Linked DNA regions of Homo sapiens: region 2 is linked to region 1. Evidence: chromatin loops called from intact Hi-C (ENCODE). Cell type or tissue: HCT116. All regions are shown on one strand. Each heading gives the region's core, and the rest is flanking DNA. Links, peaks and the distances in the headings are about the cores only. Region 1 has its middle 15 kb from the start of MSRB3-AS1. Region 2 has its middle 83 kb from the start of MSRB3-AS1.

Region 1 (4,404 bases), core at 163-4,162:
GATAGGTAGAAGCAGGGATGTGACTCATCGTGGATGGGCTCTATCTGAAGCAGGACATTTTGTTTACAACATTTATCATTTGCTATTGCAGTAGCAAAGACAGTTAGTGAACACAGGCTTATCAAAAAACTAGAAGAAAAATATAACAGTGCAATTCCGGACTATTCAAGAGAACTTCTCTCAGTCTGACTGGCTGATTAACTAAAAAATGGCTATCTATCTTTTACTCAATTTTAATGAATATTATTAAAAGAAATACCACAAATTAAAATCAACAACAGTTAAAGTGATACTCCGTAAGACTTAGAATTATAAAATTTGTCCCTGGGATATTGAATTTATTGAAATAATTGTTCCCACTTTCCCCTCACACAACTCTTACTAGCAAAAACTGCAATCTGTGAATCATTAGGATCAGAAAACTGACTGATGAATCAAATTTTGTAAATGTTTACCCAGAGAAGAAAGAATTGATCCCAATGAAAATTTAAATAAAATTTTAAAAGGAAAAACTGGAAATTGTTAAACTGTTCAAGAAACCAATCAAGATTTAAGAAAAATTGCTTCAGAAAACATTTTTTTACAAAAATGCATTAATGTTACTGTTCCCATTTGAAGGTTTGTTTTCATAACCTCAGCCTCAAAACACCTTCAAAGAATGTTCAGTCAAAAGAAGTCAGTATCAAATATATTCTGAAACCCCTGAATCTGGTATGTGGAATTCAATTTATGCCATTTTATCTCCCGACTTTTGCATATATTGTTCTCCCTGCCTCGAATTCCTTTCTCTGTTTTGTATTCTAAGACAACTCAAGATTTATGCTGCAAGACTCAACTTACAAAAATTGCCTACAGATTGGACCCTCCTAACCTTTGGGCAGAGTTAGATACTTTTACACTGTATGTTTTTGTAAGGCTCCTGCATGAATATTCTATCATATCACTATAATTTCTTGATTATAGGGCTGTCTCATGTACACTAGATAGGAGATTTCTCTAGGGCATGGCTCATGTTCTAGTCCATTTGTTATGAAATCTCTGGCACATAATAGACATGTAATTAATTATTGCTGAATAACTGAGTGGACATGTAAGTGAGGTCTCTATGCTACTCACTCATTTATTTCTCTTGTCCTTTATGAACAAAATCATCAAATCTGCACCGCAACTTTAAAGATGTATTTAAGAAAAAGTTCTCTCCTATACATTCAGATTAGTACTAAACATGTATTTTGTGATGTCTCTCTATTAGCAACACCCCTTCCTTTTCTCCTCCTCCCTATCTATCATCAAGAAAAGCAGTGCATTAATGGGAATCCACTTGAGACTGGGATGGCCGGCTCAGGACCTCTTCTCTCTGGGTATTGGTGGGGGCATCCCTAGAGTGTGGGAGCACTTTCTGGGAGGTCCAGAGGTTAGGTCAACCAAGGGCTTTTTCTTTCCATCCCTTCTCAATTTGACTCTGGATTCAGCTGAATATAGTTAAAGGATTAATTGCCATCATTTTGTTCCCTAAATTAAGAGTCATTGTGGTAAGAACCAAGCATAGCAATATGGGCCAACCACAAAGAAATAAATTACTTTGTAAGTTTCAAAAGATTTTCACCAAATTACTGCCCTGTGCAAATGATGTTGGGGGGAAAATTTTGTTTGAGAAACATTTTCTTTTGTGACTATAATAAGGTATGTGTACCCCTGCTGAGATATGAGTCACATCCCCTGTGTTAGGAAACTGTGGATAGTTTTTGTGGGTTTGGGGTTTTGTATTAAATTTTCAGTGCCTCATGTTTCCTATGACTGATGAATGGATCATCACCTGACTCATAGGCTCTTTTGCTATGGATCACCGAAGTGCAGCTTTTAAAATTCAGTAATGTGGCACCCAGCTGCTCAGAGTTTTAATATGGAGCGAGTAACACCGGAAACATGTAACCAGTGCTTTGAAATGTACATTTCTGAAGTCACCTCTTCCCAGCTTTTTGCAGAATTATAATTAAACTGGTCTAGACTAGTTTGCAACTCCTATTTTTAGAGACCTACAGTGCCCCTTTTTTGGTCTAAGTAGGGATACAATAAACATATGGGTTTGTTTTTTCCAGATTAAAGACATGCCACTGACCTCAATTTCAGCATTCTAAAAGTGAACATTTATTTATTTATTTATTTATTCAACAAATACTTACAGGATGTCTACCTTGTATTCCACTTATGGAGATAGTGGTACTTATTTAGATAGCCCAGTGTGACTGAAGTTCAGATTATGGGAATTTGTAGGGAGAGTATAAGGGATAAGATTGGAAAGAGCAGTCAAGAGCTAGATCTTAAAGAACCTGTGTGCCAAGCTACAGAGTTTGGGCTTTATCCTGAGATCCAGGAGGAGCCCTGAATTGTTTCCACAGAGGGGTGAAATGAGACCTTTTGCACCAGAGTTGAGGAGAAATTAGATGAGGGCAAAGTAAGATGTGGAAGGCAGACCAGTTAGGAGCCTATCATCGTCATCCAAGAGGCAGATGGGGTACAGCCAGAATGAAAGCAAGATCAGTGGGCATAGAGCTAGAACTAATAGGACCTGGCAATGAATCCTGGACTGTGGTTTAGAGTCCTGGCAATCAGACTCTTAATGTTGGAGCCCAACCCCCATCACCACCCCAAAGGCAGAATCCTTGGTTCTCCTCTTTTCTCTGGAAACACACACTTCCTTGCAATCACAACCAATTTCAGGATGACACTCAAATTTATATCTCCAGCCCAGGCATCTCTGAACTCTAGACTTGAATATTCAACAGTCTATGCAACACCTCTATTTGGATGTTTAGCAGAGCTATTCAACATACTATAACCCAATCTGAATGGGAGACCTTCCCTGAAACTTGGCTTACCTTCAGTCTTCTCCATTTTTGTTAGTAGCAACTCCACTTTCAATTGCTTACATCTGAAACTTTGATGTAATGGTGACTCCTATGTGTGTGTGTGTATATATATGTGTATATATATGTATATATATATGTGTATATATACGTATATACATATATACACACATATATACATATATACACACATATACATTTATATATATATATTTCACATTCAGTCCATCAGCACATGCCCTTGGTTTTAACTTTAAAATCTACAAAGAATCAGATCCCTTCTTCCCACCTCCACCACTACCACTCTAATCAAAGCTACCACCATCTTACTCCTGGATTAGTATAATAGGCTCCTAACCTGTCTACCTGCTGCTCCCTGGCCCTTGCAGTCTATTCTCTACACAGCAGCCAGAATGATGCAACACCCCCGCCAACCTGTTATTTGAAGCTTTTCGAGCATACAGAAAACTTGAAAGAACAATACAATATAAAATGTCTTTTGCAGCTTCTTTTTCTGATCCAAGATCCAATCAAATGCAATTTGATCACATTTGATTGTTGTATATTTTTAGTCTTTCTTAATCTAGAATAATCTTTCTTCTTTTTAAATGACATGTACTTTTTCATATAGAATATCCCACACTTTCTGAATTTGTCAGTTTCCTCATATATTATGTTGTATAATTCATATTGCATCAGATCAAGAGGCACATAATGTCAGGTTGTCCTAATGCTTATGATGCTGTTTGATCACCTGACTAATGAATCAACTCACCAGAGTTCTCCATTGGGAAGATAAATTTTCCTCTTTGTAATTAGTAAGAAATTCATGGGGTGATACTTTGACACCTTTCAAATATCCACGATCTTTTACCCAATGGTTTTGCTATCTACTAATAACCTTTTCTAGATTATTTATTATACTGGAAGTTGCAAAATCATGACTTTAAAATATTCTCACTCCTATTTTGTAACAGACGTTTTAGTAAAAAATCGCCTTCCTTATTTTTCCCTTTCTTCTCTTCTACCCTTTCCTGCTGCCCTCCTTCTCCTCCTCCTCCTTCTCCTGACTCTCACGGTGGATTCAATGTCCACTCAATTTTAATTCAATGTGTTATCATCAACTACCACAGAATGATTTATTTAAAATGTATACAGATCATGTTCTATTCCTCTACTGAAGCCTCATCAATGACTTCCCCCTTCACTTGAAGTAAACATCTAAGTCCTTACAGTGGCCTGCGAGGTCCTGCATGATCCAGTCTCCAATTCATCTCCCGCCTCACGTTTTGCTCACAGCTCCAGCCATCTGCTCTCCCGACTGTTCCTCAAACACTCCACGTTTGGTCCTGCCTTGGGGTCTTTGGCTCCACCACACCCTCTCTCAGTAATGCTTCTCCTCTAGATATTCCCGTAATATTGTTCCTTATCATTTTCAAATTTTTTCTTAAACCCACCTGACTAGCTATTTTTAAATTTTTTAAGTCAATACTCCCCATCCTTCTTACTATACTACTTTATTTTCTCCACCAATTTT
Region 2 (4,404 bases), core at 186-4,185, 68 kb after region 1:
GAGAAGCAATAATGTGTTTACCTTGTAAGACAGTGAACTGCAGCAGGGAATGAAAATATATACATATGAAAAGGTTAAGACAGTTGTAGTAAAACAACTTAAACAACAAATTTCATGAAGATGAAATGTGAGAGAACATTGAACATTCTCCCTCTTAGTGTTTGGTTCTTAAATACAATTCTAAGACATGTTCTCTTAGGCTTTGTGTTTCATTCTTGCCTCTGTTGCTGATACTAAATGATCAAAAATAAATGTTTGGATGGATTTTGCCTATTCACAATCTCTTGATTGCTCTCGGGATTTAGGAAAGATAAAGTGTGTGGTGTGACAAACACACACCACAAATCCGTACATTTTCAAAAATAACACTGAGATTCAAATGTTGTTCCTCTGCTTTTTTATCTGAAACTGAGAGGTTTACTCCTATTTCCAAAAGATCTTTTAAACTAGATAAGAGTTTTCAACTATCACTTTCCTTTTCCGCCAGCCATATTTATCTCTTCATCTTTCAATAAGGTCCTCATATGTTAATTTTGGCCTTCCTCTAGTCAAGCGTCCTGTTATGGCATCAGATAGAAAGAATAATGTGGAAAAGAGGACAGTAAACAGATGGAAATGTCAACAGATAGGAAGGATTGGAAACAAGAGGTTAAGGCAATGCTATACTACAAAGGTGTGGAAAAAGTGGAAGAATCTGGGAAGATTCATTATATTAGGCCTGTAAAACATTTGAGATTTTTCAGAGGAGTGCTGAGAAAGGAGAAAAGTAGTCAACAAAGCAAAAAATAGAACGGGAGGAGCTCTGCGATTTGGGGCTATATCCAAAGGCCAGCTGCAGATTTGAAACAGGTGTGATGGATACCCCATTTACCCTGATGTGATTATTAAGCATTATATGCCTGTATCAAAATATCTCACGTACCCCGTAAATGTATACACCTATTATACACCCACAAAAATTCAAAAATTAAAAAAAAAAAGCTTAGGTGCCCCAGGGCACACTTTGCCTTATGACACTTTTTGGTTGTTTGAAAACACGGGGCTTAACAAGATGGTGAAAGGGGGGTCCTCGGGGAAGAAGATATTTTTCTTCTTCCCAGGACTAGCAGTCTGAATTTTGGGACCCCTCTGGATCCTCCCTTCAAATCATCCTAAGGCCTCTTTTTCGACTGTGAGTCAAAATCTGGGGGGGCGCAAGGAGATTGATTGAGTATATCTCCTCAGTTACCGAGGTTTTGTTAAGATCTTTCTGACGCTTCCAGAATGATTCCAGAAAGCATGCTCTAAATTCAGCAGGCTGACCATATCTCCTTGTTTGTTCCAAGCAGACATAGTTTGCACTCATTATCCCAGCACAATTCTTATTCTAGCATAATTAGCACATCTATCACTCAGAAATAGATGATAAATTCCAAGGTCATCCTAAAGTTTAGGCTCTGCAATCTCTAGAAGACCCAAAAATCTATCCGCGCTTTTGAATTTGGAGGAGTAGCTAGCCAGAGTAGCCAGCTCACAAGTTGGCAAAGGACATTAACTTCCTGAAGTCTCCCTGAAAGCTGGGGAGTGAAGACGACAATTGCTATGCTTGGCTCTGTGTCCCCACCCAAATTTCATGTTGACTTGTAATCCCCAATGTTGGGGGAGGGACCTGGTGGGAGGTGATTGGGTCATGGAGGTGGATTTCCCCCTTGCTGTTCTCCTGATAGTAAGTTCTCATGAGATCTGGTTGTTTAAAAGTGTGTAGCACTTCCCTCTTCACTCTCTCTCTCCCACTGACCATGTGAAGGTATGCTTGCTTCCCCTTTGCCTTCTGCCATGATTGTAAGTTTCCTGAGGCCTCCCCAGCCATGCTTCCTATACAGCCTGTGGAACAGTGAGCCAATTAAATTTCTTTTCTTTATAAATTACCCAGTCTAAGGTATTTATTATTTATTTATTTATTTATTTATTTATTTATTTATTTTGAGAAGGAGTCTCACTCTGTCACCCAGGCTGGAGTGCAGTGGCACGATCTCTTCTCACTGCAAGCTCCGCCTCCCAGGTTCACACCCAGCCTCAGCCTCCTGAGTAGCTGGGACTACAGGTGCCTGCCACCATGCCTGGCTAATTTTTTTGTATTTTTAGTAGAGATGAGGTTTCACTGTGTTAGCCAGGATGGTCTCGATCTCCTGACCTTGTGATCCGCCTGCCTCGGCCTCCCAAAGTGCTGGGATTACAGGCATGAGCCACCACACCCGGCCAGTCTCAGGTATAGCAATGTGAGAACAGGGTAATACAACAATCATTAGCTAAAATCATCCTGAGGTCTAAATATGCAGACATGACTGGCATATCTGGCTTCAGAAGAAAGGCAATAAATTTAACTCTTGGGTCAGGAATTCTCACATTTGGGGACATGCATTTTGTTTGTGGAGATTTTACAAACTACAATCCCTGGATTCCACCCTTAGAATGTATGACTCACTGAGTTCGGGCTGGGTCCCTGAAACCCTCTGGTATGAATACTTATGTTCACTTCTAATGGTGAATTAGTTCCTTAAGACATGCTAAATAATGTTAAGTTTCACTAGTATATTCATTCAACTTATCAAAAGAAAAAATAATTTAAATTGCCTTTTTAAATTAAATTAAATTTAGTTGTCTTTTTGACAACTCAGGGGGTTAGGGGTACCAACCCTGAACAATTGAAAATTTAAATATAACTTTTGATTTCCCAAATCTTAACTACTGATAGCCTACTAATGACACCTTACCAATAACAAATAGTTGATTAACACATATTTTGTACATTATATGTATTATAGACTGTATCCTTACAAGGAAGTAAGCTAGAGAAAAATAGAATGTTATTAATAAAATCATGAGGAAAAGAAAATATATTCACTTGTTCATTGAGTGGAAGTGGATCATCAAAAAGGTCTTCATCCTCATTGTCTTCACATTGAGTAGGTTGAGTGGGAGGAAGAAAAGGAGGGATTGGTCTTGCTGTCACAGGGGTGACAGAAGGAGAAAAAGTAAAGGAGGTGGAAGGGAAGGCAGGAGAGGCACGCATATGTGGTATAACTTTCATTGAAAAAAGAATCTGCACATGAGTGGACATGAGCAGTTTAAACCTGGGTTGTTCAAGAGTCGACTGTACAAGTAAAAAAACTAACAATAAAAAGCAAGCATGTTCTTCATCTTTCAGCCACTTTGGAAAAAGGCAACCCAATACAGCAATAAAACTATAGAAATCCATAATATAAACTTGTAGGAGGCTTATTTTAACAACAATTATCTTTTTCAAAACATTACTTTCATTATCATATTTGATTATAAAGCCAACTTATGATGCAGGAATTATTATAACCATTGAAAAAAATGAGGTTCAGAGAGTTTATGTCGTCAGCCCAAACTAGTAGATGGCTATTTTTTTAAACCTCAAATAAATTGTAGAAATACAGAAGAAAAACAAACAAACAAACAAACAAAAAAGAATCTACTACCAAAAACAATATCCTAATGGAATACAACTGCATATTTTTTATTTCCATGCAGAACTTCACAATAAACAACCAGAAGGATCTCAGATCCAGTTTTCTTGGCCAGTTGGTCTAGAATATTCTAAACATTAAGGTAAATTAAGCAAGTAGTTGAGGTACAGTTTTGTAAGCATGCTTTGCTTAGTGACTTGTTATAATTCAATAACTTTATAATCAAGAAAGTCTTCAGGGTCTAATGTCAGTTTCTCCCAATGCTATTAAAGTCTCCTTTCTTCTTATTAAATCTTTCAGCATGTCCCAACTCCAGGGCTCTAAGGATAACCCTTAAATAACCGAATATGATTGCTAGTAACTTGAATCTTTTCTTTCAGGGTCATAATCTTAAATCCTTTCATATTTTCAATTGATGTAACTTAAATTTCTAATCCTGGTGATGCTTTTCTCTGAAATACCTCAAATTCTCATATTGAGGCCGGGCATGGTGGCTCATGCCTGTAATTCCAGCACTTTCGGAGGCCGAGGTGGCCAGATCACAAGGTCAGGAGTTCCAGACCAGCCTGATCAACATAGTGAAACTCTGCCTCTACTAAAAATACAAAAAATTAGTCAAGTGTGGTGGCGGGTGCCTGTGATCCCAGCTACTTGGGAGGTGGAGACAGGAGAATGGCTTGAACCCGGGAGGTGGAGGTTGCAGTGAGCCGAGATCAAGCCATCACACTCCAGTCTGGGCAACAGTGTGAGACTCCATCTTAAAAAAAAAAAAAGAAAAGAAAAGAAAAAGAAAAAAAATCTGTGCCACAGTTAGTATCTTCTATGCTATTAATACTACACGTGCCCTCCCCCAAAACACTACTTATTTGGTGATCTTTCTGAATTTTCTTACTTCTCTTACTAGAAGACATAATTTTAGTTAAATTGGCAC

Evidence for each region. A loop is a pair of places that touch in the nucleus more often than their neighbours do. Peaks named below come from ENCODE experiments on the same cell type or tissue, not always from the same donor. Only the 100,000 strongest peaks of a DNase experiment are listed, where the experiment ranks them.
Region 2: a loop joins it to region 1, with 8 times the contacts of the local background. A loop is called at or near these places in 1 of 110 quality-filtered maps.

The regions. Positions count from the first base shown.
Region 1 is chr12:65,655,301-65,659,704 of GRCh38, forward strand. No RefSeq gene overlaps it. Among named protein-coding and RNA genes, the nearest start is that of MSRB3-AS1, 15 kb to the left of the region's middle. RefSeq lists an enhancer at 1,126-2,325. In HCT116, for the core only: no CTCF peak of the experiment used is centred there; a DNase peak (open chromatin) is centred at 1,801; H3K27ac peaks cover 4,000 bases.
Region 2 is chr12:65,723,150-65,727,553 of GRCh38, forward strand. No RefSeq gene overlaps it. Among named protein-coding and RNA genes, the nearest start is that of MSRB3-AS1, 83 kb to the left of the region's middle. In HCT116, for the core only: no CTCF peak of the experiment used is centred there; a DNase peak (open chromatin) is centred at 2,432; H3K4me3 peaks cover 726 bases; H3K27ac peaks cover 4,000 bases.